6 separate regions of the Mus musculus genome follow, and all the other regions are linked to region 4. Evidence: chromatin loops called from intact Hi-C (ENCODE). Cell type or tissue: heart. All regions are shown on one strand. Links, peaks and the distances in the headings refer to the core of each region. The heading gives the core; the rest is flanking DNA. Region 1 holds the start of Gm34661 (a long non-coding RNA gene). Region 2 overlaps Cask (calcium/calmodulin-dependent serine protein kinase (MAGUK family)). Region 3 holds the start of Ddx3x (DEAD box helicase 3, X-linked). Region 4 overlaps Cask (calcium/calmodulin-dependent serine protein kinase (MAGUK family)). Region 5 overlaps Nyx (nyctalopin). Region 6 overlaps Cask (calcium/calmodulin-dependent serine protein kinase (MAGUK family)).

The links. A loop is a pair of places that touch in the nucleus more often than their neighbours do. Peaks named below come from ENCODE experiments on the same cell type or tissue, not always from the same donor. Only the 100,000 strongest peaks of a DNase experiment are listed, where the experiment ranks them.
Region 1: a loop joins it to region 4, with 3 times the contacts of the local background. A loop is called at or near these places in 7 of 42 quality-filtered maps.
Region 2: a loop joins it to region 4, with 7 times the contacts of the local background. A loop is called at or near these places in 9 of 42 quality-filtered maps.
Region 3: a loop joins it to region 4, with 2.9 times the contacts of the local background. A loop is called at or near these places in 8 of 42 quality-filtered maps.
Region 5: a loop joins it to region 4, with 11 times the contacts of the local background. A loop is called at or near these places in 25 of 42 quality-filtered maps.
Region 6: a loop joins it to region 4, with 2.3 times the contacts of the local background. A loop is called at or near these places in 5 of 42 quality-filtered maps.

Annotation. Positions count from the first base shown.
Region 1 is chrX:13,345,015-13,350,305 of GRCm38, reverse strand. Gm34661 (a long non-coding RNA gene) reads left to right here and starts at 2,602. Exons shown (of 3, transcript XR_386903.3): 1 at 2,602-2,921. In heart, for the core only: a CTCF peak has its summit at 3,061 (motif pointing left); a DNase peak (open chromatin) is centred at 3,115; H3K4me3 peaks cover 2,139 bases; H3K27ac peaks cover 2,525 bases; H3K27me3 peaks cover 2,500 bases.
Region 2 is chrX:13,516,968-13,522,258 of GRCm38, reverse strand. Cask (calcium/calmodulin-dependent serine protein kinase (MAGUK family)) reads left to right here. Exons shown (of 27, transcript NM_001284503.1): 27 at 1-5,179. The coding sequence ends at 88. Among named protein-coding and RNA genes, the nearest start is that of Gm34836, 50 kb to the left of the region's middle. In heart, for the core only: no CTCF peak of the experiment used is centred there; DNase peaks (open chromatin) are centred at 2,598 and 4,038; H3K27me3 peaks cover 2,224 bases.
Region 3 is chrX:13,278,592-13,283,882 of GRCm38, reverse strand. It overlaps Ddx3x (DEAD box helicase 3, X-linked), which reads right to left and starts at 2,861. Exons shown (of 17, transcript NM_010028.3): 1 at 2,726-2,861. The coding sequence starts at 2,770. In heart, for the core only: a CTCF peak has its summit at 2,870; DNase peaks (open chromatin) are centred at 1,982, 2,912, 3,352, 3,752 and 1 weaker place; H3K4me3 peaks cover 3,675 bases; H3K27ac peaks cover 2,965 bases.
Region 4 is chrX:13,654,577-13,659,867 of GRCm38, reverse strand. All of the region lies in intron 5 of Cask (calcium/calmodulin-dependent serine protein kinase (MAGUK family)), which reads left to right. It also overlaps a transcript of Gpr82 not described here. Among named protein-coding and RNA genes, the nearest start is that of Gpr82, 4.1 kb to the left of the region's middle. In heart, for the core only: a CTCF peak has its summit at 2,915 (motif pointing right); no DNase peak of the experiment used is centred there; H3K27me3 peaks cover 230 bases.
Region 5 is chrX:13,464,275-13,469,565 of GRCm38, reverse strand. Nyx (nyctalopin) reads right to left here. Exons shown (of 4, transcript NM_173415.5): 2 at 1,735-3,456; 3 at 1,352-1,429. The coding sequence starts at 1,373. Among named protein-coding and RNA genes, the nearest start is that of Nyx, 5.8 kb to the right of the region's middle. In heart, for the core only: no CTCF peak of the experiment used is centred there; a DNase peak (open chromatin) is centred at 2,685; H3K27me3 peaks cover 556 bases.
Region 6 is chrX:13,573,700-13,578,990 of GRCm38, reverse strand. All of the region lies in intron 12 of Cask (calcium/calmodulin-dependent serine protein kinase (MAGUK family)), which reads left to right. The region is part of intron 1 of Gm34836 (a long non-coding RNA gene); the gene reads right to left. Among named protein-coding and RNA genes, the nearest start is that of Gm34836, 6.5 kb to the right of the region's middle. In heart, for the core only: no CTCF peak of the experiment used is centred there; DNase peaks (open chromatin) are centred at 2,160 and 3,900.

The DNA.
Region 1 (5,291 bases), core at 759-4,758, 310 kb after region 4:
GTACACCTGCACACCAGAAGAGCGTGCCAGATCTCATTATAGATGGTTGTGAGCCAACATTGATTGCTGGGAATTGAACTCTGGGCCTCTGTTGGAACAATCAGGGCTCTCAACCTCTGAGCCATCTCTCCAGCCCTATTGGTTTGTTTTGAGACAGGCTGTAGCCAAGGCTGGCCTAGAACTCAAAGCAATCCTCCTGCCTCAGCTTCCCTCTTGAGCACTGAGAGTAGGGTCATGTATATACAATGCAAGGTGGAACTGACAGCTATAGCTTCATACATATATTAAATGGAGTATCATGTAATCCAAGCCGGCCTTGAACTCACTATGTAGCTGGGGATGAGATGAATTCCTGATCCTCTTGCCTCCATCTCCCAAGTGGTAGGTGTATGTTACCATGCTAGATTTTATGTGGAGCTAAGGATTTGGTACAGGCTGGGCATCACCACACTTATGCAGAGTTCAGAATAGGGCATCAGATCTCTAGAACTGGAGTTATAGATGGTTGTGAGCTGCCATATGGATTCTGAGAACCAAAATGAGGTTCTCAGCAAGAGCAGTAAGTGCTGTTAGCCACTGAGCCATCTTTCCAGATCCCTTCTACCTTTCTTTTTTAAACAAATCCTGCCATTCAGCTCTAAGCTCCTCAGTTTGCTGGACTGGTTAGCAAGGAAGCTTTGAAAATTCACCTGTCTCCATTCCAACAGTGGTAGGGTGGCAGATGGGATTCTAGGAACCCTAATGCAGGTCCTGCTACCCTAGTGGCAGACTCTTTACCATCTGAGCCATCTTCCCAGGGAGCCTTAGCTTACCAGGGACCCCCAGAGTGAACCATGTGGAGCCACGATCAATGCAAAATGCAGTGCACTGGGGTCGTCCCAGACCCGAAGGAGAGGCAGTGACCCCCCAGCACCCATTCGGCAAGTTTTTATATGGTTTCCAGGGGCAGAATAGAGCATCAGCAACTAGGCACAATGATTGGCGGAACAGTGCACCCTTTAAACTGATTGGTCTTTAGGGAATGAGATGACAAGGACTTCCCTTGACTGAAAGTGGGCAACGGTCTGTCTGTCCTGCAGAATGTGTCCCCACCCACAAGTCGGTTCTGCCCTGTTGTCTGAGAAATATTAGCCCTTCCAGAGGGGCAAGTGTTTCATGACCTTCCCAAAGTTCCTAAGCTGACCTTTTCACTAGCTCCCCAGAATCAACTTTGTCTTGCCTGACCAATGACGTTGTAACCAGGTTCTTTTTTCTTGTTTTCTTTATGTCATTGTCATGGGATCCTGGAACCACATTCCCATTAGAGTGGATCCCAGCTCTTAAAAATGACCTTGGCTCAGCCCTCCGTACCCTAACTACTCCAATTTCACATTCCAAGTCAACATGAGTAAGTAGCGTCCAGAGCACAGACAGCACGTAGTGACTCTCACTGTCTCTGTGCCTGTTCATTATCCAATCAGTTGGCATAATCTTGTCCAGCCTTCCAAACCACCTTAACCCACACTGCCTTTGATTTGTTTGTGGTTGGTGGAGCTCAAAGCCAGGACCCCTTTAAGGCATCTTGCTAGCTTTTTCCCCCCATTTGTTGACACAAGTCTTACCATATAGCCCAGGCTGGCCTCAAACTTGTGGCAATTCCTTCTTCCTCTGCCTCCCAAGTGCCACCATTACAAGCATAGGTTACCACATTTTGCACTTCTTTTTTTTTTTTTTTTTTTTTTTTTTTGTCGCCATTGTTTTTGTTTTGAGACAGGGTTTCTCTGTGTGGCCCTGTCTGTCCTGGAATTTACTCTGTAGACCAGGCTGGCCTCACAGAGATCACCCTGTCTACCTCCTGAGTGCTGAGATTAAAAGTGCATGCCACCATGCCTGGTACCTTCTGTTATACACATACACCAAATTTTGTTTATTCATTTGTTAGTTTATCAGTGTGACCTTTCCACGTTGGCGCCAGTATCCACAAGACTGTTGGGAATAGTCATGTACTAGTGTTCAGGTGGGCGTTATGTCCTTATTTCTCTTGGCTAAATACTTAGAAATGGACTTCCTAGGGGACTGGTGGCCATGCTTGACTCTTTCTTTCTTTCTTCCTTCCCTTCTTTCCTTCCTTCCTCCTTTCTTTCTTTCTTTCTTTCTTTCTTTCTTTCTTTCTTTCTTTCTTTCTTTCTTTCTTTCGACAAGATTTCTCTGTGAAACAGCCCTGTATGTCCTGGAAATCTCTCTTTTGACCAGGCTGACTTCACACTCAGAGATCCGCCTGCCTCTGCTTCCGGAGTGCTGGGATTAATGGGGCTTGTGCCAACACAACCCCTCGTGCTTGACTTCTTAAAAGAATCTCCAAACTGCATTGCAAAGCACCTACAGCCATTGACACTCTCTCCATCGATCAGAGTCGGGTCCTTGGCAAATGGTTTTTTCCCATGAGCCACAACTAAGTTTAGGCATCCCTATGCTGAGGTCAGAAGCTCTATTAGCCTGATCATTCAACGACTGAGACTGCTCAGAAGTGCTGCGTGGCCTCGGATTGGATCGTTTTTTTCTCCCAAGAGCCCCAGGGTGGGGATGGAAAGAATGGTGTGTTTAGAGGCATTAGCAATGCAAAGGGATTAACTACTCCGCACCAGACAGTCCAGTGCTAAAACCTAAAAGCCCAAGTGATGAGAGATATACTTCGGAGGAAGTAGCTAGGGGAGGGGGAGGGCCCAAAACCAAGCCCAATCCTGACTCAGTCTTTGAGCTGCGAATCTATGGCTGCGATTGCATCATGGAGCCTCCGCAGCACTGCCCTGATGCGGCGGGGAGTTGAGAGGTGGGGGCGAACTAAGGCTGGCATCTGTTCCCCATCTCTGCCCCCGGAAGGATACTGCGTGGTTACTCAAAGCTAGATGACAGCACCTGCCGCGAGGCCCCGCACCTCCTTGGTATTATTATGGTATTAGCTCTGCCTTATCCGGGGGCGGGCAGAGTAATGAGATGCAATGCTGCAATTGCAGCCCTGATCCAGCAGTTTTGATTCTTCCCTACAGCTACAAGCAATGGCTTCCATCACTGCTCCCCCCGCCCCCAGCTGGAAGGCAGTAAAGTAAACAGGAAGTGGCCGTTTCTCCAAGGGGGCTGTATGGGACTTCAGCTGTGGGGGTTTCTTATCTGAGCTGGGAACCATTCAGATTGGGGCGTGGCTCTGCGCAGTCACTGCTTGGCGCTCTTGCGCGCTTGCTCTCTCTCGTTCCCCCTCCCATCTCTTCCCCTCCCCCCTCCCTATCTCTCTTTCCTTCTCCCATTGCCTTCTCCCCTCCTCCTCTCTCCCCCAGTAGCTTTCTATTAAGGGTGATTACTTTACTATGCCTCGGGGATTTGTGTTGAGAGTTAGAATTTAGGTTGAAGCCCGGCATCCTGGTTGCAAACTAACATTAAGCCTTCGGTGTGATTGGAAGTTGTTAAACAAGCACAGGCACCGGTAGCCAGAGTTGGGGGGGAGGGGCATCTCTTTGTTCCGTTGGTCTTACTTCTTTGTTTTGTTTTGTGTAACATTGTCTTGTTCAAGACAAGGTCTCATCCTGCTGCAGTGATAACTATCAGTAATTCTCCTTGTTGTGTTTTATACAAATAAAGAGAAAAGGAATATGTCTGGTGAATGTGCAGTCAGGTATGGGGGGAGGGGGTGCCTCTGCGGGCCCATGCTGAGGCATCCCTTCCCCCTAAGGGACCAGCCACACTAACGACAGTATAGTATAGAATAGAGTATATTCAGGGCATGGGGAGGCGAGTTGAGAGGGTAGTAGAGACAGAGAAGGGCAGAGAGAGTAGAGGAGTAGAGTAGAGGTCGGCCATGAGCACGTGGACGGGGGTATGGAGTAAGAGCAAGAAGGCGAGAGGGAGGGGGTGAGAGAGAGGGAGGGAGAGAGAGAGAAGGGGGACAAGCATCCCCTTTTATAGTGAGTCTGGCACACCTGGCTATTGTCGGGTAACTGTCGGGCGGAACCTAGATAAAATGCTACAGACACTTCTGCGACGAGGGATTTGTTTTATAGCGGTGATGTGATGGGGACTGGACCGAGGGTCTTGGGTGTAAGAACGGAATAGTGGAATTGAGCAGCTGCTCACATTGCCTGCAGCAGCCCTCCCCCATGCAATCACAGACAAGCACTCCACTGAGATAGTGTCTGCAAACCTCTAGCTCACAGACTTCCAGGTGCCAGCGTTTCTAACCTGGGCAAGTGAGCTTACATCAAAGGCCCGGTTGGTGGCTATACATGCTGTTACGCCCCCCCCCCCGCGCGCCCGCCCCCTCACTGCCTTCTCCCTGGGAATGAGAGCCTGGCCTGCCTCTCCACCTAAGAGGCACACAGGTCCACTTCTGCCACATAGGCCCCTGATTCTTCTCCTCCAAATCCTTGCCGTTCCTGTTTTCTGTCCGTGGCGTTAATAACTCTTCTAATAAATACATCCCTTACTCGCAGCAGCCTGTCTCTGTATCACTTTGAGCCCCACATCCGAATATTTTTGGTGGGTATGATGTCAAGCTCTCCACTACTAAGCTACACCCCAATTTTCGTTTTCAGTGTGTTCTATTTTAATTTTTATTGTATTTATTCATTGATTCGGTGTCCTGCGCACGCGTATACGTGCGCGCGTGTTCATGCCTGTGGAGGTCAAAAAATAAATGGCAGGGAGATGGTTCTTTCCCTCCACCATGTGGACGGGTCCTAAGATGGAACTCAGTTCCCTAAGCTTAGCATCTGGAGAGCACTTTTACCGGCTAGATTCAGCTGGCCCCGAGTTTTTTGGATTTTGGTTTTAAACAGAATGAAACTTCACTGTTTTGAGCTCCACTGTCTTTGACCTGTAAAACTGCAGTTTATTTCTGTGCCCTGCCCCCCACCCCCCAACCCCGTTCCTTTGGGAATAAATCAGAATGCCACTGTGGTCTTTTCTTTGTCCCTGGGCTCATCACCAGATTGAGTAAAGCTGCCTAGTGTGCCTGCCTCCTTGTCAGACAAACAGCAGAAGGGTGAGCACTAACTTCACGCACCGGAGTATGCATTTGGTTTTTTTCTGTGAAGAACAGCAGATTCACTGTTCCCGCCGGACAGCCACTACAGGCTCCTGGGTCAAAGGCCTCCCTCCCTAGCTTCCTGGAATTGTGGTAGGTGGGCAGATGGTGTTTCTTCATCTGTGGTTCTGGAATTGAAGCTTTTTTTTTTTTTTTTTAAGCTAATGGCTTAATGGCTTCCTCATGGGCTTCCACCCAAATCCTTGCTAAATTTTGCTCGGCCTTTCTGTCTTTTTCT
Region 2 (5,291 bases), core at 485-4,484, 140 kb after region 4:
AATTGATGAGACAATCAGACATCTGGAAGAAGCTGTCGAGCTTGTGTGCACAGCCCCACAGTGGGTCCCAGTCTCCTGGGTCTATTAGGCTTCTCCTTGGCTATCTGAGTATAAAACTGGGAGCCACCTCCTACGTGGAAAAAGCCTCTTTGTTATCGGCCTTGTGTCAGCAGGTCGTGGTCCCTAGAGACTACCTAGTTGTAGTGTGACCTACATTTATAATTATTGTCATGTCCGAATAGATAGGAGGAGAAAATCAATTACACACTAATTTAAAGAGACAGTATCTTTTTTAATCAGTTCTCCTAAACTTTAATAAAATGTATCTTTAAATGTATGTATTATTCAATCCTTTGGAATGTTATATTTTTGGAAATCATAGCTTTTTATTTCCAAGGCCCCTAAAAACTGCACAAAATAGATGCTGCTTTCTATAATCTATTTTAATAATAATAAACAATGATTCTGTTACCTTGACTGGGGGTGGAACACTACATTCTTTTTAGAGTCTGATTTTATGGATTGGAATACCTTTCTTTCCTTTATTTATTTGAAATGATTAGTCTAGTGATTACAAAACAGTCATAAATTTTTAAAGGCCTGTTTTCTCTCTTTTTTTAAGTCCTTTATGTAACATGCGGATACTGTGATACTGTCTCTTTGAAGCACCCTGTAAACCTTTTAGAGATTTGAAGTTGGGTCTTGACTCTTAATGCATGTGGACAGTCGCGAGCGTTTATGCTGTCGGTGTGTCTGTGTTGGACAAAACAATCTGTAATTACAGCCAAGTACATTCCGTTCACGGGGCACACCCAGGGGAGTAAGAATAAATTGCTATTATGACTAAGTTGTAAACCTATGCACATCCCTTGCATTTCGGGCAACTTTATAAAACAGAAAAAAAAAACCTGATTTTTATTAATAATAATCATGTAGTGAAATGTGTTTGTAATTTTGTCTCAATTTAATTTGTTGTAAGGTGGGAGGGGGTATTGCTGGTTTCGCCATTTCAGATCTGTGTTGTCTAAGAGTATTAACGTTTTAATTAAGCAAAGAAATGCGGATTTTTAATCTGTATGTAATTGTTTTAAGCACCCATTTAAAGAGAATATACTGTGCAATGAAGAAACCAGTTTAGGCATTTGCTACAAACTGAATTATTCCAAAAGAATAATCTATAACAGCCCTGTAAATTCCTTTAAAATGATAACTAACAGGACAGTCTGACCATTTTTTTTAAATATACTTCATTGTATGTGTTCAATAATTAAATGCCTTTGGGTCCTTCATTTCATTATAGATTTGTTCAGGTCCAAGCTGGTAATCTTTTAAGTTCTAAAATTTGTTAGATGCTCACTGACCCATCGAAGGCCCAGGAATAAGTATCGGTTGGTAGGGCAACAAAGCAGCCTGCCAGGGCACAGCTTGGACCACATGTGACTCACAAGGCCACCTGTGGTCTCTCCTTCCTCTTGCTCTATCCCTTGGCACAGGGGAGTCACCTGTCCTTGTTGCTTTAAAAGCATTCACCATGTCATCCCCCGCCATGCTGTCAGAATCACTAGAGGAGGCCCAGGCTGGGGTTCTCAGACTGCCAGAGGTCACTAGAGTGTTGCCCCTTCATGGATGAGAGAACAGGGCACTGACATGACTCTGGTCCTTGGAAACACACCATCGTTTTCATTTCTTCAGGGTTAGCTGGCCTCCATCACTTTGTGCCTTGGCAGAATGAGTTCTGGCCTGAACAGCTCCTCTTAGGCACTGAACAGAGAAGGCATTTTTGTGTTCATACTCCTCTCCTGTTTTCAGCATCTCACCCTTCCCAACTATTATTACATGATACCATTTGGTTTCTGTTTGTAGACCATTCTTTGTCAGTGCCCAGATGGTCACAACTTACCAACAAGATACTGTGAGAATAACTTGTGTTCGGTCCCACAAGTAAGGGTGGCCTAACAGCACACCAGAGACAGACTCAACAGTGAGCTCTTGCTAGGTGGAGGGAGAAAACTTCAGGAGTTGCTTAGGGCTGTGTAGTGCTGACCTCGATCCTAATCAGTGCCCAGGCCAGACATCATTACTGCAGTAGTACTGAGCATAAGGCACCCTTTTCAGTGGCTCAGTACCTGCTCTACCTCTTCCAGTAAAGCACAACTAAGGTGTGGGAAAAAAAAGAACCATTCCTCCCTCTGGTAGAATCCCTTATGCTCCACTTGCTCTTGAGAGCACATCTCCAGAAATGCTGGCAAGGCCTGTGTGTGACCATCTACCACGTCCCCCCAGACAGAATGAGCATAGGAAAGTGAAGCCAGCTGAAGTTCAGGTGAGCACAGACTGAAAAAGGTACTCCAGGACTCGGGGACATGGGGAACTTCTGTCCTCACTGGCCTTCTGGAGTCTGAGAGAAGAGCACTGGTGGCATCCTTCCTGCCCTTATACAGGTGGCGAAAGCCTGCACCTAGAACCCAGCGGCTGCCCCAGCAGCTCACCTGCTCTTCTCCACTAATACACAGCTCTAAAGCAGTGTGCTTATGACCTACAGGAAAACAATCTCTGAAGTCAGAGTACTATCAGTACAGCCGTACCCCGAGCAATCAGAGGAAATTGCTCAAAGCTTCTTGACTGCTTCCATTTCATCGGCCAGAACACACACACACACACACACACACACACACACACACACACTAGAGCAAATTACCAGAGATTGCTAAATCAGTAGTCAGCTGAAATGTTGGAAAGCCAGAGTGCAGGTCCTTTCTGCCGCCCCAGCCCTACTCCCCACAACAGGAGAAGGAGTGTTTGGATCTCCTAAGTTCGTTGCTTAAAAGATGAAGTGAGCTGATTTTCTAATCATAAAGCAGTAATTACTTCTCACATGCATCGTATTCCTATCTGAACACTGAAAAGGAATGTGTCCCTCAGCTTAATTCATCTGGAAGTTTCCCAATGTCGAGATAACATTGGAACTGCTTTAGCAGCACCCCATCAGAGGAGATGGCTTAAAATATCAGCTCAGAAAGGCAAAAGAAAGAGTTGACCTACTTCTTGCTATTTGCATTCAGAAGGCAGAGTCTCAGGCTATTGGTGGCAGAATAGATAAAGCTGCAGAGTTCCCCAGCAAAGGAAGAGTGGCAGGAAGCGGTCCCTTCCCTATATCTAAGGCCTGGGGCAGGCAGGCCAAGCATTCCTTTGAAGCTACTGTTATCTTTTTAAGCTTTTTATCTGTGAGTTCTGTTTTCCAATCAGGGGTCTCTTCATTAAGGTTACCAGGGTTTTGGTTTGTTTTTTTTTTTTTTTTTTTTTTTTTTTTTTTTTTTTTTTGCAAAAAGTTAAATCAACTGAACCACCCTCCAGGAAATGGGGAGCTACTCAGAATGGAAACTGCTCCTTAAGGGTGAGGCAGCCCAAAGCATTCTCTTGTCTCCCACTGATGGGATGTTCCTTTAGCATCTCAGGTCAGTTTCTTACACGGGGGAAAAATAAGCTTAGCTTGTCACAAACGCTATGGAGAAAATGGCTTGATTAGTGAATTCTTAATACAAATGTCTCCTTGGAAAGAATAGAGGGCACACTGCTAAGCATTCCAAAAATCAAGCCCCTGGCATGCCTCATCACTTCTTGTTTCAGGTCAGCATTCTGGTGGGTAGATAGTGGTGGCTGTTTGTCAGAACTGAACACAGCCTGCTCCATCTGTTCTCTTCGCAAGGATGCTGATGCTGAGGCACACTGAAGCCCCTGAACACATCTTTCTTGATGCCTCGTTTCTTCCTATGGCTTTCAGAAGGGCTGCATGTTCTTCTCATCGCTGTTTTTATTTGGGGGCACTTGCCCTTTTCTGGCCCTTTTAGAAATAGGGTCTCCCTCTCTGTGTGGTACCACTGGCTAAGGAAACCGTACTTGGGAGGCCTCATTTGTAATCAGCTATGCCTGGGCACTGCACACGTCCATTTGCCTTAAACTTGTGGGAAGTCTCGGGTTGCCCAGCTTACAGAGTGAAGTTCAGCTCCCACATCCATCCGGAAGTAGGGGAAAAGAGGAAGCGCGTCCAACCTTCCTATCTGCACTTCCTGTTGGTGCCTTCAGGCCACAGCAGCAGTAGCAGCTATAGGCAAAGAGCAGCACCGTCTCTGGGACGGGCATCCGCAAGTCTTAGCTGTTAGAGGGATGGGAGAGACCATTCCTGACTTCCCACTGTTTGTCACCCGACCCTCCATTAACTCCCTTGAATGAACCTGTGCAAATGGACCAAGCAAAAGAAAATGGAAGGAGATGTTTGCAGCCACATGGGAGACCACATTGCTGGCCCCAAGCACAACTCCAGCTCTGTGTATGTGCAAAACCTTGGCACTTGGCTACTGCTTAGAGTTCAATCCATTCTTTATAGCATGTGACTGAGTAAGGTCCGGGGATGATGAGTCTTTTGGACCCAGGAGAGAATCTCAACAGAGGGATTTGTGCTTGGGAGTAGAAGTAGGCATTCCTCCACAGAGAGTGGCATTGCCTTTATTTTTCATTTGGCAGAGACCAAGAATTGGGGGGTAGGGGTTGATTTCCAGTCTTTGATGTCGCCTGGGATGTCCTCTGCAGGCAGGTGGTGCTGAGACCACAGCATCGTGTTCCAGTGCAGTGTAGGTGCATTGCCATTCAGACTCAGTTCTGGGGTGGTTTTGCATAAAGCTTTGCCAATGTGTTCTTTCTTTCTGTATGTATTATTGCCTTTTTATAAAAGGTTTTGAAGTATTGTCTCAGTGATAAAAAGAGAGAGATGTTAATGGTTGTTGTATATTTCACCGTATCCGATTGTAAGTATTCGCAGGGTACAGCAAAGCCTTAGCTTGCAAGAGGAGCTGAAGGGGTTGGAAAGGTTCGGATTCTTTGTAAATGTCCTGCTTTTCTTTCTCTCTGTGTGTATCTATTTACATGCCTTAGCACATGCCCTCCCATCCCAACCCCTTTGCCCTGTCACCTGAACAACCACAAGGGTGGTGGCAAGCCAGCACAGTACAAGTCGAAACCCTAATCAGTTATCTCGTGTGACAGGGGGAGAAGAGAAACTGCATAGTATTCTTTGTAGAATATACATACCTGTAGGATGCTGTGTAATGGGAAACCATAGACTTGGGCTTTTGTCATTTCAAAGTTGGAGAAATGTATGAATAAAATGTATAAAACATGAAAAGGCACGTGTCTCCTCAGATTCCAGGCCAAACAGCTTGAGAACAAACACCCTTTCATGGTGTAGAAGGGAGGTCCGGCCAGATTTTAAGCCCTCTTCGTGGCTAAGTTCTGCA
Region 3 (5,291 bases), core at 410-4,409, 380 kb after region 4:
TAAAACTTTGTTTTGATGAATCTTAGAATTTTAGCCAGGCATGGTGTGTGTGTATGTGTGTGTGTGAGAGAGATCCACTGCTTTCTTCTGGCAAAGCATTAGATGGTACAGACAGGCAGACACATACTTTAAATAAAAACTTCTAAGAGGTTTGAAGTCAGGGCAGCCAAACAAATGGTTTTAAAACACTAACTAGGTGCTCAGGCTTAGTTCAGTTAGTAGAGTGCTAGCCCATAGTGAAGGATCAAGCCCTGATTTTTGATCCCCAGTATAGTACAAAGTGTAACGATTCATGGCTGTAGTCCCAGGATTGGAGAAATGGAGGCAGGTGGATCAGATTCTCAGCAATATAGGTAGCCTGCACTAAATCAGACCCTGTCTGAAAATAAAAGCCACACGTTATGAGTGTAGGATTCATTTTAACCATTTTTAAAAATTTTCTAAACAGCACCAACTTTATACTTGGTATTATTTAGTTCCTTTACTCTCAAATACAGCACAAATGTATTAAATTGGGATAATACTGCCTAAGACAATTTTATCAATACACTCACCACTTAGCACTACAGAATAAAACTGGAATAATTCCTGTTCTCCCACATTTACTGTAAACTCACAGAACTAGTCATGAATATCCTTTGATGTTCTTACTAAAGGGCATTTTACTGGCTTTAGCCTCCAAAGTCTGCCCATCTCCTTATACTGGTTAACAAGATTTTACAAAAATGCTACACACTGCTCGAGGGTGTGTGTGTGTGTTGTGGGAGGGGGGGTCCCTCACTATGTAGCCTTGGCTAGCTAGCCTCAAACTCACTAAAGACCAGGCTGATTAAATTCAGGTCGCTGTGGTCATCACGCTTGGTGGCAGATGCCTTTACCCACTGAGACATATTGTCGATATATAACTACTATCTATTTAGGAGTATAAACCACAATTGAAAAACAGGAAGAAAAAAAAAAAAACAGGAAAGTTGGAACTGTTACGTTTTAAGGAAATGTTACTCGATAAATCTGTGCCGATACTTGCAAACTACTAGTATCGCTAAGCTCCCTGAAAACAGAAAGCAGATGTAACCTCTTTGTCATTAGAAAAAATGTTGCCATGCCTTGATACTGTAACTACCGTTTAAAGCCGCGTTTATTAAAATCTGAGTTTTGGTTTTTTTTTACGAGTTTTTTAAATGTGCTCTGGTTTGCCTGCAGTGTGAGGGTGTCTGATCTCCTGGAACTGGAGTTACACAGGCATGACCTGCCACGTGGGTGCTGGGAATTGAACCCAGTCCTCTTAACGGATGAGCCATCTCTCTAGTCTACGTAGGTTTTTTTTTTTAATCATTTGACATTAATCGAAGCAACAAAGTTGCCAAATGCACTGTTGGTACTCATTACAAACTTGAACCACTCCGAATTCCTAAGCTTTCGAAGTTAAATCCACTACCAACTTATGAAAGGCTCTTGGAAATATAATTTCCAATATAGTTCAACAATAGTATCATTTTAGTATAAGTATCATTTAGAATGGAAAATGTTACCAGTGTCCCTTAAGTTACAATGTGTCACAACATGGAAGATTTACTGTAGCAGGTCATAGGTCAGGCAGAAGGCACCAGACCCTCATCTCCTTGGCCTCTAAATCTAGAAATGGAGTCTCGATTAAGTAATCAGAAACCAGGCCTGACCAATCTCCCAATTTTACTTCGATGGCAGCAACAAGTTATCTGTTGCCATATTCTGGGCATTTTGCCTCTAGAGGATCCCAGAGTGGGCCATCACTCGCAAGGCGCGTGGTCCTCCCTTGCGCCCAGGTAAAGGGCGGGCGTGCCCGGCTCGGGCCGCGCGGTCGTTTCCTGGAGCCTAAGGCTGAGCAAGGGCCGCGCCGGGTGGCTCGCGTCACCGCCAAGCCCGGCGCAAGTGCGCACGCAGCGGCCCTGGCCTCCCTCCCCCTCCTCCCCCCGCCCAATCCGCCCTGAAATTTCTGCGTCACAAAACTTTCCACTCGGGAACCGCGGCCTCCCCTGCCGCGACGCACCGGGCCGGCGGGGCCGAAGCAACCCAGCTGGCTTGCAGGCGAACCCGCTGGCGGGCAGACCCGGGGGGATGGGGATGGGGGTGGGGGGGCGACCGCGCAGCACCGCCGGCCTGCGCCACACAAAGGAGGCCGCCGCCATTAGCCCGCGCAGAGGCCAGCCCCCCTCCCGCGGCGCCCCCTCCCACATTCCAGCGCCGCGGGGCCACTCGGCCAGCCCGCGCGCCGCCGCCAGCTCCCTAATTTCCAAACCACAGCCACTGGGGCCATGGAAGCCCAAAGCCCCGGAAATCCGGGGCCAAAACCATCCACCCGGGCCCCGCCACGCCACGCGGGGCAATCTCCCCCCCCCGACCGCCCCGATCCCCACCTGCGGGTCACTAATCAACCAGGGGACGCGCGTGCGCCCGAATGCGCGCGCCCCCTCCCCCTCCGCTCGCCTGCGCACAGACACAAAAGCCGCCATTGTGCTCGGGCCAGGGACAATACCGCGCACCGAGCCGAGCCGGAGGAATCACCGGCTCTAGCACTCCCCCCGCAAGCATCCAGTCCCTCCAGAGCCCCTAGCCACTGGCCACCCGCCGGCCCGAGCCGTCCAGGGAGACGGGAAGGCAAAAAGCAGAACTTAAAGAGCTGCGCCACAAGGCAGGCTAGGGCAGGGGGCAAAGTGATGCAGCGACCCCCGCGGCTCAGGCTCACCTGCTGGTCCAGCCCGAGCGCATTTTCCACTGCCACATGACTCATCCCTGAAGAGTACCGAGAAATCGGAGTCTTCCGCTGCTGAGCAAAGGCTGCCTCTACCGCAAAGGCCCTCTCACGGGAGAACTGCGGCTTTGAAGCGCACCGCGCGGCCACCGACCTTATATACCGACTCGGAGGACTGCTACGTCAGCACGTAAGACGTGTGCCCTCCTCTCCCGGGCGGCCGGCCACTGCCGTTAGGAGCTCTGCCTGCTTACGGTGCGTTGCTCGGCTGAGTCCCGTGAGATTTCCTAATCAGTCCAGTTACCCGCGTCCTCGTCGGCTCATAAAGAAGCCTTGGGTATATGTGGTTCTGGTTCTCCTGGGTTTGCTATCCCCTGGTCTCCACCGGTCCCCTAATCTTACTGTTTTCTCGAGATCTCGCGAGAAATGATTGCTGACCGTCCTCTAGCCTTAAGGCCCTAAGCTTTAAACTAGGTTGATTGGCTGCTCCTCCCCTGTGTACCCAGTTTTCGTCCTTCTTTCTAGCACTCGTCCCTTCCTCTCCGTCCCCGGGCGTGGAGATGATGCAGTGGGCTTTGTCTGGCCTAACTAATGAGCCCTGGCTCTGCGTGGAGGGCAGTGGGATCACGTGACCGTGGGTGTCCAGCAAGGTGGCCATCTTGTGAAGAAGGGAAACTCGCTTGACTAGTGCTGGGAATGGGAGGGAGGGACGGGAAAACTGCGGGAGGGCGGGGAGGAGAAAGGGGGAAGGGAACTAGAAATGAGAAGCAGAAAGGTGGAAGGCTGCATGGTGACCCGAGTCCATCTGAGCAGGGACTGTAGGGGATGTGCGGGTTGCTGTAGGCTTCAGATCGCCGTTGCCTATAGATAGCATCACTCCCACAGCCCCACTCTGAAGGAACAATAAAACTATCTCACGCGAATCTAGAGCCGGCAATCCAGGACCCTCCCGGGACCCGGAGCCTCTCTCGTTTGTGAAAGAGTCACTTATTGTAGGCCCCTGTGTCCTTCCGCGTGGCATTCCTGGCACCAGCCTGTGGCTGTTGGCACAGTAAGGGACCCCAGGGAGGCGAGAATGTGTGACTGGACACAACCTGTGTCTCCCTGACCGAGATAACTTGCCTCAGGCCTCTCTCTCCACTAGACAGAATATGGAGGAAAAAGGGGTCTGTCATCAAACGGGCCGATTCTGGTGGACCCCGCTTCTAGGCGGACCACCCCCCAAGACTCAGCTTCAAAAACACATACCCTTAAACAACAAAACCAAAAGAATATATTGAGCCCTCAGCTTTTAGGCAATGGCAGCACACAAGTTACCTAAAAGATACTCCTTTCTGACCCTCAGTTTCACAAATAAAACACAGGACTCAGCACCCCCCCCACCTCAACCCCAAACCCAACCCCCCCACCAGGGGCCTTCTGCTGCCAGAATTCAAACAATTACTTCTCATCACATAGTTTACTGTACAAACTCTTCTACTTTTCCAGTTTGTAAAATTGAAACTGAACTTTTAAAGAGATACGGAAACAATAAAACAATCCCTAGGCAAGTTGCTTTTCGGCTTTTGTTCTCAATTTTCCTCCTCTATAAAAGAGACCACTAGACTTCAAACCCCTGTTGTTTTTACTATTCATTTTGTGTAACAATTGAATGTTGCTTTTCAGTTAATGATGGCAGCTACATTTGAAGCCAACCTAGATGATGATGTGGTTTTGTGTCTACATGGGTATCCAGTGGACCAATTCTCTCATATATGGAATTGATCTAGCACGCCTGGCTCTGTTGACCACATACCAGTAGTCCTCAGCAGTATTAGCACCCTCAGATGCACATATTTCCATAGTGCCCCTTTGAAAACCATTAGACCCAAGGATTCCTATCGTCCTGTGGTGGTTTGAAGAATGAGCCAGCGCACGTATGCATGCGCGCTTGCGCACAAGCAGGCGCGTGCGCCCGCGCGAGCGCGCGCACACAGACACACACCCTCCCACTCCCCCATTCAGGTTTGAATACTTGGTCCTGAGTTGCTAGAACTGTCTAGGGAGAATTAGGACGTATGGCCTTGTTGAAGGAGGTGTGTCACTGGAAGTGAGTTTTGAAGTCTCAAAAGACTCCTGGATCCCAGTCCTCTTTGTGTGTGTGTGTGTGTGTGTCCCCACCTTCTGCTAGTGGTTCAAGATGTGAGCTCTCAGCTGTCCTGCCATCATATATTCTAAGCCTCTGAAAGCATAAACCCAACTGAATGCTTTATTTTATACGTTGCTTTGACCATGGTGTTTTGTCGCAGCAAATCCAAAGAAACTAAGATGGGTTCCTTTCTGCTATGAGATTTGAGGATTCACAAAGCACAGTAGTGAGATATGTTTTTAGTTTTGTTTTAGATTCCTTTTCACATAAATCTAGACAAATAGGAGTCTGTTGTTCAAGAGCTGGAGATTCTGAGCATCACTCCAATTGCTTGCCACGGGGAGGTTAACTGACAACCTGCTTCTGGGCTGTTTTACTTATGTAGACTATATCCACAGGGCACTGTCAGGGGGAATCCCTGCCCCCATCAAA
Region 4 (5,291 bases), core at 518-4,517:
TATTGTGCAAGACAAGAACACGTGTCTAAATGTGTGCATATTAGAACACCATTCTTAATTTCCCTCAAAGGGGACCACAGTAAGCCTTGTTCATCAGTTCAATGCTTACACAAGCCAGTTAGCTTTAGATGTGCAGTGCAGTCCTGTTACTCAAAGCTGTGGTTTGTTCAAGTTCAGTGAACCTTCTGTTCTCTTTAGGATGTGGTATCTGGCCATAGCCTTGTTTCCAGTGCTACTGCTCTCAGGTCCTCACATTCTACTACAAGAATCTGTAGTCGTGGAAGACCCAAGTGTAACTAGAGTTTTAGGATAAAAGCGCTTTCTCCAGCAACCCTAACAGGCTGGCCTTGGCCACCCATCTTAATATGCCAACTCAAGAAGCAAATGACAAATCGTGAAAATCAGAGACAGGAGAGGTAATCATGTGCACATCAAAAAGAGGAACAGTGTCTGGTGACCCCAAATCCCTCTCAGGGTACTGATATCAGCTGTAGATTAGAGGACAAATTGAGGCAAGGAGGCAAGAGTTGTGCATAATTATACAGCCTTAGTCAAGGTGTAGCCAGTAGTTTGTGTGACTCACTGATCATTGTCTCAGTTATGGTTCAGCAAAGGTAGTCTGTAGGCTTTCTTATTGTTCAAGGGAACAGGGTGGTCCCCAGGAGATGATTGCTCACACTCTAGTCCTCACTGGTTAAATTTCATCATCTAGGTGATAGAATCCAAGGGAGTCCTGGTTTAGGATAATAACTGGATATCTTTAGGCACCTTTTAGGCATCCGGAACAGAACATGGTAAAAAGCTGACACTAAGATGCCCCCTTTAGTCCTGTCTCTGTGTCCTTGGCCTCAAAGGACAATGGAATAAGTGATAATTTGATAGACACTCCTTGAGTGATTCATATTGAAAGAAGTAGACAAAGCTAATGAGCCAGATTAAAAGAGATAGATGCAAAATGAAGGCAGACACACCAGGCTTACACTGTGCTTTTAGGTCCCTGGGGGCCTGAATGAGAAGTCAGTGGTTTTTAGGACTATCAGGGGGCTTTTCCCCTCTTTTTATGGATGTGTACGTGTGTTCATGTGTGTGCAGTTGCATGCTCATATCATGTTTCAGAACCAACCATTCTTCCCTGTGGGTACTTTGAAAGCCAAAGGTAAAGATGTAAATGAGCCAGCAATTCTTGTGTTACTGCCTGCCGTGCCTGTGCTACCTTTGAAGTGTACAAAGAAACTTATTTTCTTTCCTTAAAAGCAGGCATTTTAGAAAATAAGGCATTTGACAAGAGTCTGGGAGAAATGTGACCTATCACGAATTACCACAAGTAAACACATGCCCATATCACAACACAGCAACTGGGAATGCAAAGAGATTACGATCATGTATCAGTGCCCAGAATTCTCCATGTTTCTTTCCAAGAACAAGGTCATCTTATTTCTAGCCACTTCTTTTTAATTTCTCGATAAAATTGTTTTAAGATTAAGACTGTGTTTGTGTCCCTTTTTGTCTTTACTCAAGGAGGAGGTTATATCAATGGCCAGGGAAAGAGAATTGGGCACGAGGTGTTCTTTCCTGTACCTGTTAGTGTTTGAATTCAATTGCTCATATTGAGAACCCCCAAAATTGAAGTACTGCAGTTTATGTGAACTGCTAGAACAATTGATAACAGCCAGGCATGGCAGCACAGGTCTTTAATCCCAACACTCTGGAGGCAGAACAGATGGATCTCTCTGACTTTGAGGCCAGCCTGGTCTACACAGTTTCAGGTCAAACAAGTCTATATAATGAGACCTTGTCTCAGAAAGCAAGCAAGCGAGGGAGGGAGGGAGGGAGAGAGAGAGGGAGGGGGAAAGGGAGAGAGAGAGGAGAGGAGAGGAGAGGAGAGGAGAGGAGAGGAGAGGAGAGGAGAGGAGAGGAGAGGAGAGGAGAGGAGAGAGTTTGGGTGATGGTGGCACACCCCTTTAATCCCAAGGAGATCTCTGTGAGTTTGAGGCCAGCCTGTTCTGCTACACAAAAAAACCCTGTCTCAAAAAATACCAAAATTTGATAATAAATGACAACCACTTAACTATATTTTATATTTATGTACATATATACATACATACATACATAGAAGGTTTAAGATATATCGGAGATAAATGCTTTTATTTCTTCAACAGGACAAGCATATCATGTGTTGTAACACAACTAGGGCTTGAATTGATCCCAAGTGTTAAAGGTTGTTTATCCTGACTCACATTAGATAAGATAGCACTCATAGAATCTGTTATTTTTTATTTTATTTTAAAAGGCATTTCATATAATATATTTGTATCATATCCTTTCCCATCCTCCAAATCCTCCCTACCCAAATTCACATTCTCTCTCCCTCCTTCCCCTCCCTCTCAACTTTGTCTCTTTCTGTCTCTCTCAAAAAAAGAAAAGAAAACTAAAACAAACAAAAACTAAGTAAATAAGATAAGTAACAACAAAAAGACAAGGTACCCGTACAAAAAGCTGTTTGGGCGTTGATGCTTCTGATAAGGTGACCAAGTATCTCATATCTCCTTTGACCAAAAATAGCTTTTACTTATGTCAACTTTTTATGTAATCTGAAGCTTATATTTTGAGATCCTAAATTTAATGTTACCCTTTTACACAGTGGATTTTAGCAGTCACTGATAATTCCTATTAAATTAGGAGTCTCATCCATTGGCACTTGCATCTTGATGCAACCTTTTGATATGTGGAAATAATTTAGAGTTGAAATCAGTCACTCTAGACAAGTATACATACCTGGCTGTTTCTAATATTTTCTTGTTGCCTTTATTTTAGGAAAAACCAACCTGAAATACCTAGTAGAAAACAATTGGAAAGAAAAGCTTTGTTACATTTTAACATGGAACAGCTCTGTAAAGTGCTTGCTTCTTTAGAGCTCTGGCCAGCAGAGGGCAGTATATCACCGCAACACAGTTCTTTTTTTTTTTTTTTTTTTTTAAATAATTTGCTTAGTTTCCAGCTGGAAATGACTGCAGTACAGGCTAGGGGAAATTTTTTTTTTTAATATTGAGGGTTTTGTCCTTTTAAGCTCTAAGAAATCTATAAATTTACTTTTTCTAGTGCATGAAAACCACTTTAAAAGTGATAAAGTGAAAATAATTTTAAAACAACAAATTCTCTCAAGATGAAAGCCCAGTGCCACTCATCAGCCATGAATAGGATAAATCATTTAAGGCTTGGCTTTGTCTTATTTTGTTTTAATGATTATCATGAGTCACGTTTGTGAAATATTCATGACTCTAATTATCCTGGAGGTTAAAAGAAAGTCTGGCAAGCTGAGTGTGGTGGGGCACACCTTTATTCCCTGCACTCGGGAGACAGATGGATCTATGTGAAGCTAGCCTGGCTTCTAGGACAACCCAAGCCACATAGTGAGATCCTACACCCACTGAAATGAGAAAAAGGAAAAAGAAAAAAAAAACAGTCTAACATTTTAGCATGGGACAATTTTGTGGTCACCTTGTGGGATTTAACTTCTAAAATAAAATTATAGCAGCTAATGGATACAGTTTGAAAAGTCAAGTAATGCTAAAGGGCTTATAATGAAAATAGTTAACAAATGTATTTTATAGTACATTTTATCCTCTGAAGAAAGTACTAGAAGCGATGCCCTTTCTCCTCCACTGTCCTCCCTTCTTCCAGTAGCAGGCCAACTATGCCGATACTTCCTCCTCGAAGTGCCTCGCAGCTTAGCTCTCTACATCAGGGGCACATCCAGGGTTTTATCCCCGAGAACGTGTGCTTTGTCACTAAAGCTTCAGTCACCACCTTCCATCCTGCATGGATCTCTCACATGAGTACACAACTCCCTCATCCCTCCTCACAAACAAAAGAGCTGGCAAGAACATACTGTTTTCATTTTCATCTACCACATTTCTTTGAATATGCTTTCACTTTTGATGACCTGACTAGGCTTTTATATTTTTTTCCCTTTAGTGCAGTAAAATGGCTCTCTCCCTAGGGATTAATAAGGTATGTGTAGCTTAGAGTCCACTGTTTCCTCAGCAACATTCCTCAAAGGAAAGAGAATTATGCTTTGCAAAGAGACCTCACATGTCCAAGTGCTGGAAGTGTGGAACTGCTTTGGTTCCTTCTCATACCAAATGTATCACAAAGCTGGCCCTTTGTAATTTTCATCTATGAATATCTCTTTCTGTGCTTCTAGAACAGCAATCTAGCTTGGCAAGAAAGCTAGAAGAAAAGCCTAATCCTGCTAGCTCTAGAAGTTTATTTGCTCCTTAGAGCTAGGTATTGTCACTAACATCTATAGTACCACAGCCTGAAAGGATGTAGAAAAATGGTCCTTTCAGAAGGTTAAGGGAGCAGCCCCCACGCCTCTAGGCTGTACCCATCACTCAAGGTTTCACTATTATGAGGGTCATAAATATCCAATCATTGGATCAGGAGACTCACTTGCTACTTGACTATCTTCTCTTCCTAGTTGCCACACATACTTGGAACCATGTAATCTTTACCCACAAGATCTGACCCCATGTGTCCTGTGTTTTTCAAGCCTTGCTGGCCACAAAGGGGAAGTGAATATAAGCATGCATGCAAACCTGTCAGTTCCCTTTGCAGCCAGCTCAATGTCTTCGCTTAAAAATATAGAGGAAACGGTGTTTTTCTTCTGAGTACAGACTGAATTTCCCCATACAGATGAGCATTTCTGCTTCTGACAGATGGAGAGGGGGTGTGGAAAAGAAGAGCGCATGCAGTTATGAGAAAAGGGTCTTAAAAGAGAAAGTAGGGACACAGAGACAAAACTGAACTGGGGAAGAGAAAGGTGCTACTGAGTACAGGAAAGAAAAACAGCAGGAGGGAGTGTCCGGGGTGCTAAGAACATCTCATTTGGAGGACAGCAGTAAGAGGCAGGAAGGAAACAGAGAAAGGAACTGCTATTAAATGACTCTTTGTAAAGTCTATGCCAGCAGGATTAGCAGAAGGCATGAAGAACTTTGATCTAGAAACTTGCAGTTGGCCAATATTTGAAAATAGGGTAGACTGGCCATGATGGTATTCACTTAGAATCCCTGAACTTGGAAGACTCCGTCACTAGAATAGCATGTTGAACACCAGCCTGGGCTATGTAAAGAGTTCCTGCCTCCAAAAGAACAAAAGCAAAAATAACACAGCAGAGGGCAGAACTCTAGGGAAGTGACCTTGTTGCTATTTTCCATTGCAATATGAAGACTAGTTCAGCGATCCAGATTATACAGAAAAGTCAAGGCTCAGATACATATTAATGTATCTTT
Region 5 (5,291 bases), core at 806-4,805, 190 kb after region 4:
AGGAATATGGTCTGGACTTCATGAGTGGCAGCAGAGCTTTGGGTATGCATTTAAAATAATATTGGCTCTTGGAAGCAAACATTTTGTTCCCATGACTCAGTCAATCTTCTCCTTTCTAAGGAGGAGAAATGGCAAGGTACTGGCTGTTAGTCATTATATAAATGTCAACCTCTGTCCTTTGGAGACTCCTTGAGCAGGAAGTCATATCCTATTTATTATGATGTGCCCTATGCCCTCTTGATGCTATTTGTTTTTAGTTTTGCTTCCGTATTTACTTACTGGCTCTCCCTTAAGGCATGTAGGTTTCTCAAAGACAAAAGCCATGTGGTTATTCTACCTCTATAGCATCCCTTGTGTGCACTGAAAAAGCACTAGTGATTGTTTGATGGAACAGAGTATTTCCCACTTTCTTAAAAAGATGGAAGATAGAATGTTCTGGTTAGCTTGCACAGTCAACTTGGCACAACCTAGAGTCATCTTGGAAGGGAGCCTCAATTGAAGAAATCCCCAGAATGGATTGGCCCATGAGCATATCTGTAAGGGTTTGTCTTGATTGTTAATTGATTGTAGGAGTGCACACTATAAGGAGCACCATCACTAGGCAGGTGGTTCTGGGCTGGATAAGAAATCTAGCTAAACAGAAGCCAGCCAACAAGCCAGCAAGCAGCATCCTTTCCTGCTGTACTTTGGCTATGAGTTCTTAGGTGAAAGGTATCCTGCATGGATTAGCCAGCAGCCTTCCTTCAAGTTCCTGCCTTGAGCTTGCCTTGACTTTTCTGGATGTGTACCATGGCCCAGAACTGTGAATTGTATAAATCCCTTCTTCCCCTTTATTGTTTTTAGTCCATGTGTTTTTATTACAGTGACATAAGGAAAACAAGAACACAAAACACTATTACTAGTATTTGAGAATCATCTGGTAAAATATTCTATAACATGTGCCATATATAAAGATCATTACATACATCACCATAACTTCAAGCAGTTAATTCTCGCACTTGGGAGGCTGAGGGAAGAGGAGCGCCACAAATTCAAGGTGAGCCTTGGGCACATAAGTTTGAGGCTAGACTGTACTATATGAGATGCTGTTTCAATATGCATACATACTCATATATGCATAAAGTTTGAAAAATAAAATAAAAATATTTAAACATCTATAATGTCACAGTTACCACTTACTTGTTTCTTGTTTTCTAGCCTCTCCCCACAGTCACACAGCAGGAAATCTGATCAGAAAGAGTATCCAGAGAAGCAGCTGTGACTGAAGCCACTTGGAGCCCATACTCTTTAGGCAGGAGCCCTGTGACCGCTGCCTACCTTCCCATCCCAGCACCTCTGGCCCAGGACTCACCATGAAGAAGCAGGATCAGCATCCCTTGGCCTTCCTTGCACCTGGTGGCTTAGAGCCACTCAGCTGTAGGATCCCTACCTGAGGGGAGAAAGGGCAAGTCAGCAGGTCGAAGGCTACCCAGGAGGGGTCCCTTGGGAATTCTGCCCGCACCTCCACACTTCCTTGGCTATACCCAGCCATTTCCCCTTCTGTGTGTTCATTCCTCCCCCAAGGATCCTAGTGTTGGGCTCACTCAAATTCCACCACATCCATCCATTTGGAAACCCTTAATCAGGCTAAGACCCATCAACAACCCAGGTATCACTCAGGACCCAGCAAGAAAATAGATGGTAGAAAACCTCTGCATAAAAACCCTTAATGGCCCATCTCCAAGTATTGCTTACCATCCTGGAGGTCTGCCCATAGTGCCCCCAGCCCCTCCATCTCCCAAGAAATGGTGAAAGAAGAAATAAAGGCTGGAGCAGGGAGCACACAGGGGCAAAGAGCAAGGACTGTGCATGCATGCAGGGTTGACTGTTTATTTTTCTTTCAGATAGTAGCTGGAAAAGCCTCGGTATCGGATGAGGATTAGCAGAGATGAGCAAACGTGTCTGCCTTTTGAATTGCCAAAGCCAATGACAGATTTTGCTGACAAACCAATCAGTTTTATCCCCAAGCCTTGGCTACCAGAGCCTTCCTGCCCTCTCCATCTGCCAGGCCCCTTTTTTGCTTTAAACCCTTCCCACATTCTGCCCAGTTCCCTGACCCCAGCCCTAGCCCCACCCATCAGCAATAAGCAGTCTGCAATCCGCTTCCCGCTACCAAATGGTATTATAGGTCTTTGTAACAAGGACACATTATGTAACTTTAGAGGGCTGTAGTGGGGACCAGGCAGTTTAACATAACCGTGTTTTGCCCAAATTGCAAACTGCTGATTTCATCTCTTTGGAAAGGCGGATGATCCCCAAACAGAAGGTGGCAGAGGCCCTTCCCAGCAGGCAAGAAGCTTTGGTGTTGAGGCTTGCGGCCATGCTTGGCCTAAGGCCATTAAGTCCTGTGTCAAATTCCGAATCTGAGGTCTTACAATCCCATCAGGCAAGGATGTAAGCTCTTGCTGCTCTGTTTGGTTTGTGGATGCAGCAGAGGCGATAGCTGTAGCAGTACTGGGAGCTGGTTAGGAATGCTGAAACTCAGGCAGCCTGCTCGCAACCCAGACTCTGAGAGATTCCTCTGCCTAAGGGGCTGCCGAGACTGATTCCTGGACAGACAGCAGGGACATGTTTCTCTGACCACTGATCCACAGTTCAGCTGTCCTACATGCTCCTGGTCCCAGCAGCTCCTCCAGGCCTGAGTGGGGGTGGAGGGTTGGCTGCTGTTCCCTTGTAAGACATCCATGAAAACATGCCAAATTCTCACTCTGCTGAGAGGAAATTTGACATTCCCTTCCCATAATAAGGGCTCTGTTTGTGGATTCAGCCATCAAGGCCACAATACCCTGGGGAATTACCAGTTTCTTACATTTGGACCTTGAAAGCAAAAATATGACTGAACTGGTCTAACCTCTGATACGAAGTGTCTTAGTTAGGGTTTCATTGCTGTGACGAGACACCGTGACCAAGGCAACTCTTATAAAGGCAAACATTTACTTGGAGCTGGCTTACAGGTTCAGAGGTTCAGTCCATTAGCATCAAGGTGGGAACATGGCAGCATCTAGGCAGGCATGGTGCTGGAGGAGCCAAGAGTTCTATGATCGAAAGCAGCAGGGAAAGACTGTGCCACACTGGGTATAGCTTGAGCATAGGAGACCTCAAAGCCCACCCCCAGAGACAACCTTCCTTAGACAAACCACACCTACTCCAACAAGGTCACACCTCCTATAGTACCACTCCCTATGGGCCTAGCATTCAAACACATGAGTCTATGAGGGCCCCTATTCCTAATCAAACAACCACAGGAAGGAATGACTGGGATGGGGTGAGTAAAAGTAACATAGGTGAATGAAGCATCCCCCCCCCATCCCACATAAGTCCTTATCCGTAGGTTAAGTGGGAGTGGTAGACACAGTCTGTAACCACCAGTGTTGCAAAGGTCCTTGTGGCTCAGGAAGGTAGAGCTGGCAGTGAGGTCTGAAAACCAAACAGAAACAATGCAAGATTAGCATTAGAGAAAGACCTGCTGGTAAACAAACTCTCCAACCCTGGAACCACCCTGCTCCCCGTACCACATACACCCCCACTCCTAGCCAAGAGGCCTGCTAGAACTGCCTGGAGCCACAGGAGCAGGAGGTAGAGAGGAAGATGATGATGAAAGACAGGTGATCCATTAAGTTGTGAGTGGAATCACGTGTAACAGAGCATGGCCAAGAAAGCCAGCATTATACAAAGAAGCTCCAAAGGCCCCAATATGTATCATAAAAGACTCATCCTGGTACAGCGTTGGCCATTTGTGCTTCTAAATGTTCTCCTGCTCTTGCTTCTCCCCTCGAAAGTGTCTTTTTCAACTTACATTTTCATCATTTTTAGTTATGCGTAGTAGGTGGATGTGTCCACATGTGGGTGTGGGTGTGGGTGTGTGAGTGCAGATGCCTGAGGAGCCCAGAGGCATCTGATCCCGTGGAGCTAGGGTTACAAGTGATTGTGAGATGCCTGGCATGGGTGCCCAGAACCCAGCTCCAGTCCTCTTAACTGTTGAGTTGAATAAACCATACCTGCTTCTGCTACTATCTATGTGTCTGCATTAGCTTTCTTATCCTCAACACAGAGCCTAGAACCGCTTGAAAGAACCAACCAAACCCTGACCTCCACTGAGTCCACTTGTACCTTCTCTTCAGATATCCCAGTGAAGTCTCTGTGCCCTTTCCCTCCCCTCTTCAGCAAACCAGAGGCTGAAATATGGCTATAAAAGTGGGTCTGGTTACACCCACAGCCCTTGTTGTCCCCCTTACCTTCCAGCTTCATCAGACCCATGGGTCAACAGCTCTAGCATTGTTCACTGATGAAGGTTCACTTGCCCAGAGAGTATTGCTGATATAGGAGAGCCTAGCCCACTCTGGGCAGCACCATTCCCTGCGTAAGTGGTCCTGGTCTATATAAGAAAGTTAGCTAACCGTGAGCCTGTGAGCATGATCAACTTGAGGTTTTATTATGGCAGAGCATTAATTCTATCAGTTACCAAGATATAGATGCAGTCTTTCTTAGTTGTGCCATATTTAACTCCTTGTCTATACAGTGCTCTGGGGTGGTCTCCCAGCTAGAAGCTTCTTGTTAGGAGCCAACTTTACTAGCAATTAAGGCTGTTCATTAGAAGCAAGAATAAATGGAAGGATGACTGTGTCTTTTGTGTGTTACTGGAGGGTAGGGAAACCAGAGGTCACTGTCCTTCCTCTTATCAGTCTAGCTTGGTTATCTCACAGCAAGCTATCAGCCCTCCTAGTCTTCCTCAGTATCTCAGACTGACCTTTGAAGCCTTAATCTTCCTTTTAATCCCAGCCTGTGTTCTCAACGCAATACATAGGAGCAAGTTACAGCCCTCACCATGGGTCCTTTCAATAGCTATAGAAAGAAAGGTATCTCTCGTTAAGAAAGGTTAGTTTGAACCTATTAAGGGGATTCTTGGCTTCAGGCGGTCAGGGAGTCTCCTTGGGTGCTTTTGGCTAGAGCTCAGATACTAAAGCCACATTCTTTTGCTTTTACTTCACAGGCATACACATGCCCAATAGAAGCTAGACCATTATGGAGGGCTAATGCATGGCACGTTTAGCCTGATACCGAGGAAACCAAGCAAAGTTTTGTTGTTGAGAGGCAGAGAGCTGGGAGGGCAAGAAGTCTCAACCCCAGTTCATGCCTTTATTTCTGGATGCCTGGTCTGCAGCATAAGACGTTCTCTGCCTCTTGTTCCCACAGAAGTAGATCCGGAGACAAGGACACAGATGGAATTATTTTGTTTGGGAGGTGATTGACAG
Region 6 (5,291 bases), core at 404-4,403, 81 kb after region 4:
AGGGTCTGGGTTAGTTGAGACTACTGGTCTTCTTTGGGATCACACTCCCTTTCAGCTTCTTCAATCTTTCCCCTAATTCAACCATAGGGGTCCCTGGTTGGGTGTAAGTATCTGCATCTGTCTCACTCAGCTGCTGGTAGGGCCTTTCAGAGGACAGCCATGCTGGGCTCCTGTCTGTAAGCACATCATAGCATCAGTAATAGTGTCAGGCCTTGGTGCCTTCCCATGGGATGGATCTCAAGTTAGGCCAGTTATTATACTGACTTTCCTTCAGTCTCTCCTCCATTTTTGTCCCTGCAGTTTTTTTAGACAGGAACGGTTCATTATGAATTTTGCAGGCAAATGGATGGAACTAGAAAATATCATCCTGAGGTAACTCAGACCCAAAAGGACATGCATGGTGTGTCCTCACTGATAAGTGGATATTAGCCAAAAAGTACAGAATACCTAGAATACAACCCATAGACCATAAGAAGTTGTAACAAACAGAAAGGCCCAAGTGAGTAGACTTCAATCCCACTTAGAACAGGAAAGGAAATAATCATGAGAGGCAGGGGGATGGAGGGACCTGAGTAGGAGAGGGAACAGGGAGGGGAAAGGGGGAACAGGATCAGGTATGTGGGGGAACAGGAGAGAAGCCCAGTGACAAGAGAATGAATAGAGATAAGCAGCCTCAGGGGTTGGGGTGGGAGATGGGGGACCCTCTAGAATGTACAGGAGACCCACGAGGTGAGACACTCTTAAGGGCTCAATGGGGGTGCCCTTAGCCAAAATGCCCAACATTGGGGAGAGGGAACTCAAAGAGTCTACCTCCAATAGATAGACAGGGTCTCAAGGGGGAGGGACAGGGTTATTAACCCACAGTCAACATTTCTGACCCAAAACTCACCATGGTGGCTTTTATAACATTTTGTAAATTGTGGAATCACAATGATGCATAATCATTCTTAGATGTGTAAAAAATTTTTCTTTCAGTTTATAAATTTATAGTTCCTCAATTTTTCTGAAAATGCAATTTTAAGATGTACAATATTCCTTTCAGACCTGTACTATCTCATTTTTAATGTCTGAAAGGGACTTTCATTTTTGGTTTTGTTTATATTAAAGAGTTGGGTTTCCCCGGGCTATCCAGGAACTATGCGGTTTAAACTTCCTGGGTAGGTATCTAAGCTGAAAATCTCAAGTTGGTATGTTAATTTGGGCAGGAAAATATAGTTTAGATCTCTGAAACTTTTCTCCAGTTTACAACTTCGAAAAATCATCTTCAAAGTGATAGCTGCTTGTCAGTTCCCTAAATATTAGTATTAAGTCACCTGCCTTTCCCTAACATTTTGATGGATTTCAAATATATAATATGTGAAAAAAAAAAGTCCTTTTGCCTAGCACTTCTCAGTTCACTAAGGCACGATATTGGAACTTGGTTCCTGTTCCCTGAGACTGTGAAGGGAGTCTCTGACAGGCTGTCTCTCATCTCATGGCTGCCATTTCATATAGTCTTTCTCACACTCTTACTATCTGTCTCACTACAGTTGCGGGCACATTTCATTATTTTGGAGCTAAAAATGAACTTGAATTATCTTCCAACAAAAAGTTGCTTCAGTGTCTTTAAAGTAACTGGCCGCTAATGAACTTAACTGTTCTTTGAAGCTCTAGAAGGAAGCTCTTCATTTATTGATCTATATTTAGAGTCTTGTTCCAAAAGTTACAATCTTGTCTCAAGTGGTACATATTCTTGTCCTTTATAAGGTTTTCTCTGTGGAAAAAGAAAAGGTTGATGAGCTACACAACCCAGGGATAGTTATTTCATAGTATCTTCCCACTAACTTTAATTATAGAATATTTAAAATAGATATGGAACAGATACCTAAATGTGGAATATGTGAGCAATTATTTCTATTTGAGGACTAAGAAATCAAGAGTGAAATGTAATGCTGTGTTAAAATAGGAGCTGCCTTTAATGCTTTACAAGTAAAGTAAAAGTGATTGACTTCATCTATCTGTTGGAAAGTGCATGCTTAGGAGATAGGAACTGGGTATTGCCACTGAGTTTACTCTGCTTTGTTTGCACCATCTGTAGAATACAGTTTCCCAATGGAGTTGCAGTGACTCCAAGGCGGAGGTGAAGTGTGTCTGTGCAGCTGTGTGTGGTCATATCTGACCCAGTGCCAAAGACTGGCAGGGAGCACGTCTGTCTAGGAGTGACACAGTGTGAGACAGCCTGTTTCCCTTGCAGCTGTTCACATTTCCTTGTTTTTGCCTTGATTCTATGTCTGTGGTTTGTGTGTGTGTGTGTGTGTGTGTGTGTGTGTGTGTGTGTGTAGTGCTGAACTTGGGTAGCTAATTTCTTTAGAAAAAGAATGCAAACAGCCAGAGCTCCTCATCTTTGTCTTCCTTCTAGGAATAATCTATTAACATCTTTCTATCCCCTCTCCCACTCCCTTCAGCATGCCAGCCTTATAAATATGCTTTATTATCTTCAGATTTAAGGAATGCAAATGACAAAAAAATCTATTTTGATGTTACCAGTCTACCTTGAACTTATAAGTCTGGAGCAGAAGTTGCAAGTTATCACCCTCAAGCCAAATCCAGCCAACCACTTATTTGATACATATTTTACTGAAACACAGTCTATTCATTGTTAACAGCTGCTTTTATACAACACAACAGGCTGTAATAGTAGTGACAGAGACCAGATAGCCCCTAAAACCTAAAAAGTTCCCTTTTGGCCAGGAGAAGATTAAGGTTACTTAACGTGACAAAACCATGCAGTTACTTAACATGACAAAACCAGCAACTGATTAACTTCCAGATCATATGTAGTTTATTTTTGCCATGATCTATGAATAGCATTTTCTGCAATTTCCCCCCAAAATATTACTAAAGGCACCTTCCTAGCACGAGTTGTTAGTTGTTATCTATTTCTAAATTCTAACATAACCCAGAGAGGTCTGGTGTGATCCAGAAGGCCATGCTCTCATGCCCTGCTGCTCTGCTTGTGTAACCCTAAGTGCAGCATTTCACATACCTAGACATTAGTTTTCTCCTCTTTGTTGAACAGCTTTCAGTTGCTATGACAAAACACCTGAGATAATCACCTTAAAAGGAAGAAAAATATTTTGGCTCACGGTTTTAGAGGTTTCCATTTGTTCTCCCTATTGCTTTGGGCCTATGGGAAAGCAAAACATTATGGCAGAAGAAGCTACCCACTTCATGACACACAAAAAGCAAAGAGAAGAAGTGAATGGAATACTGCCATCTATTTCAATGGCACAGTCCCACTGACCTAGCTTTTCCTACCAGACCCCACTTCCTAAAGGTTCCACCACCTGCCACTAGTGCCACAAGCTGGCAATTATGCCTTTTAATACATGGGTGCTTGGGTGATATTTGTCCAGACTATAGGATTCTCTTTAAAATAGAGAAATAGAATTGTATTTATATCTAAGGTCTTCTCTATATTTAAAGAAAAACTTGTTTAGTAAGTCAGACTTGAAAGACCCACAAAAAAATAAATATGTACAAAATGTCTTTGATTTCAGGGGAAAAAATTTTAGTATGCAAGCAGGATCAAATAGAAATTGTATCTGGTTCCCAAAGAAACAAGCTAAAATAAGTATTCTGCTGTGTTTATTTTTGTGCTACTCTATTTTTTTTACAAATATGTATTTATAATCGCTACATACAAGTTCAAATTTTTATTTTTTGAAGAAAACAATTATGAAACACACACTGTGTCCTGTTACCTTATATTGGAAAACTCAAGGGTCATGGAGAAGAAAAAGAATCCCTTACACAGCATGTTCTATAATCACCAACATTAGACGGCCACTTCCTTTTTGGTTGTTGATGCCCTTGGTGTAGCAGACATGCCAGTGTTGGTGCTGGGTTGCAAATTTGCAGCCTTGGCATAGTTGGCACAGCGTACAGCTAGCCTCAGCAGCACACTCTTGTCTCCTGCCCCGTGATGTTACTCATAGCTCCTATTTCTGGTTCTTCTTGCTCTGTTCAGGCAGTTCTCTTGGACAGGACTCCATCAGAATAACCTTGCTCAGGTTACCTCTCATACATTTCTTTGACTTATAGGAAGCATGCATTCTTACTTTAAGATGTGCTGCAAGTGTGGGCTATCCCAGGTGAGGCAGAAAAGGAAGCCCTCACATACTAAAGGAACAGATACAAGTCATTTTTCGCTTAACCTAAAATACCACATGTTGAGCCTCCCCAAGGATTCTCTGAACAAAGCTATCTTTCCTAGTGCAACAGTGTAGGACTGGACTATAACTTGCTGCAACTTGACAAGCCCTGGCCAGAGACCAAGGCAAGAAGCTCCACTCTCTGGAACTTCCAGTTCTGGGACAAGATTTTCTGGAGGACTCCCTACCCTTCACTTTTTATAGGGGGAAGAGTAGGTCCCTCTCCTTTCCTTCTCAAGAAGGGGAAGGGAAAATCAAATATGAGCTCTCCCTAATTCTGTGACTCCTACACATGTCAGGCTTCTGCCTCCGTAGGCAGAATAAGGCTTAGGCTGAGTGTGGAAGGAACACTGGCTGCTGTGCAGCAAGCTCTACACCAGCACTGTCAGCTTCCTGTTGGCCTTAGATGACATTCTTTTTTTATTATTAACCAACGTGATTTTATTGCTCTTGTACACAAGAGAATTTATGCCACCAGAGCAGAGGTTGTGGACAACTCAATTTCCAATTGGGTGGAAGCACCTGCTTAGTCTTTTAGTGTCAAGCCAACTGGTAATTTCTGCTCTCTATCAGAATCAGGTGGAATTTACCATCCTTATCCTTTCTGTTCCTCTCAAGATGCTTGTGGACAGCAGCTGCTTTCTTAATCAAATGGCAGAGATTCTTGGGGAGATCTGGGACAAGGCCTTGGGATTCTCAAGATTTTATTACCAGTGACACAGCTCCCATTCATGATGGTGGAGGTCTAATAGCAAAGACAACGTTTATGTGTGTGTCTGTCTGTGTGTGTATGTACGTATGTACGTGTGCACGTGTGCACGTGTGCATGTGCGACTGCAGCTGTATGTGTGCATGTGTCAGGCCATACCAAAAGCACAGAGTTTTATCTGAGCACCTTCCTTACAATATAGGCATGAAAGGTCTGAGATTCTAGGAACCTCTATGCCACTCAGGAAGTCATCCTAAAGCTAGAACTTTACTTTAAAGCTAGTTCTGACTTCACTGTCGTCTGTTTTCCCCATCTGTAAAATGGGAATGACAGAGGCACCAGCCTTGCAGGAGAAGCTGTGGTTAAGTGGATGCATTTATATTAAGGTC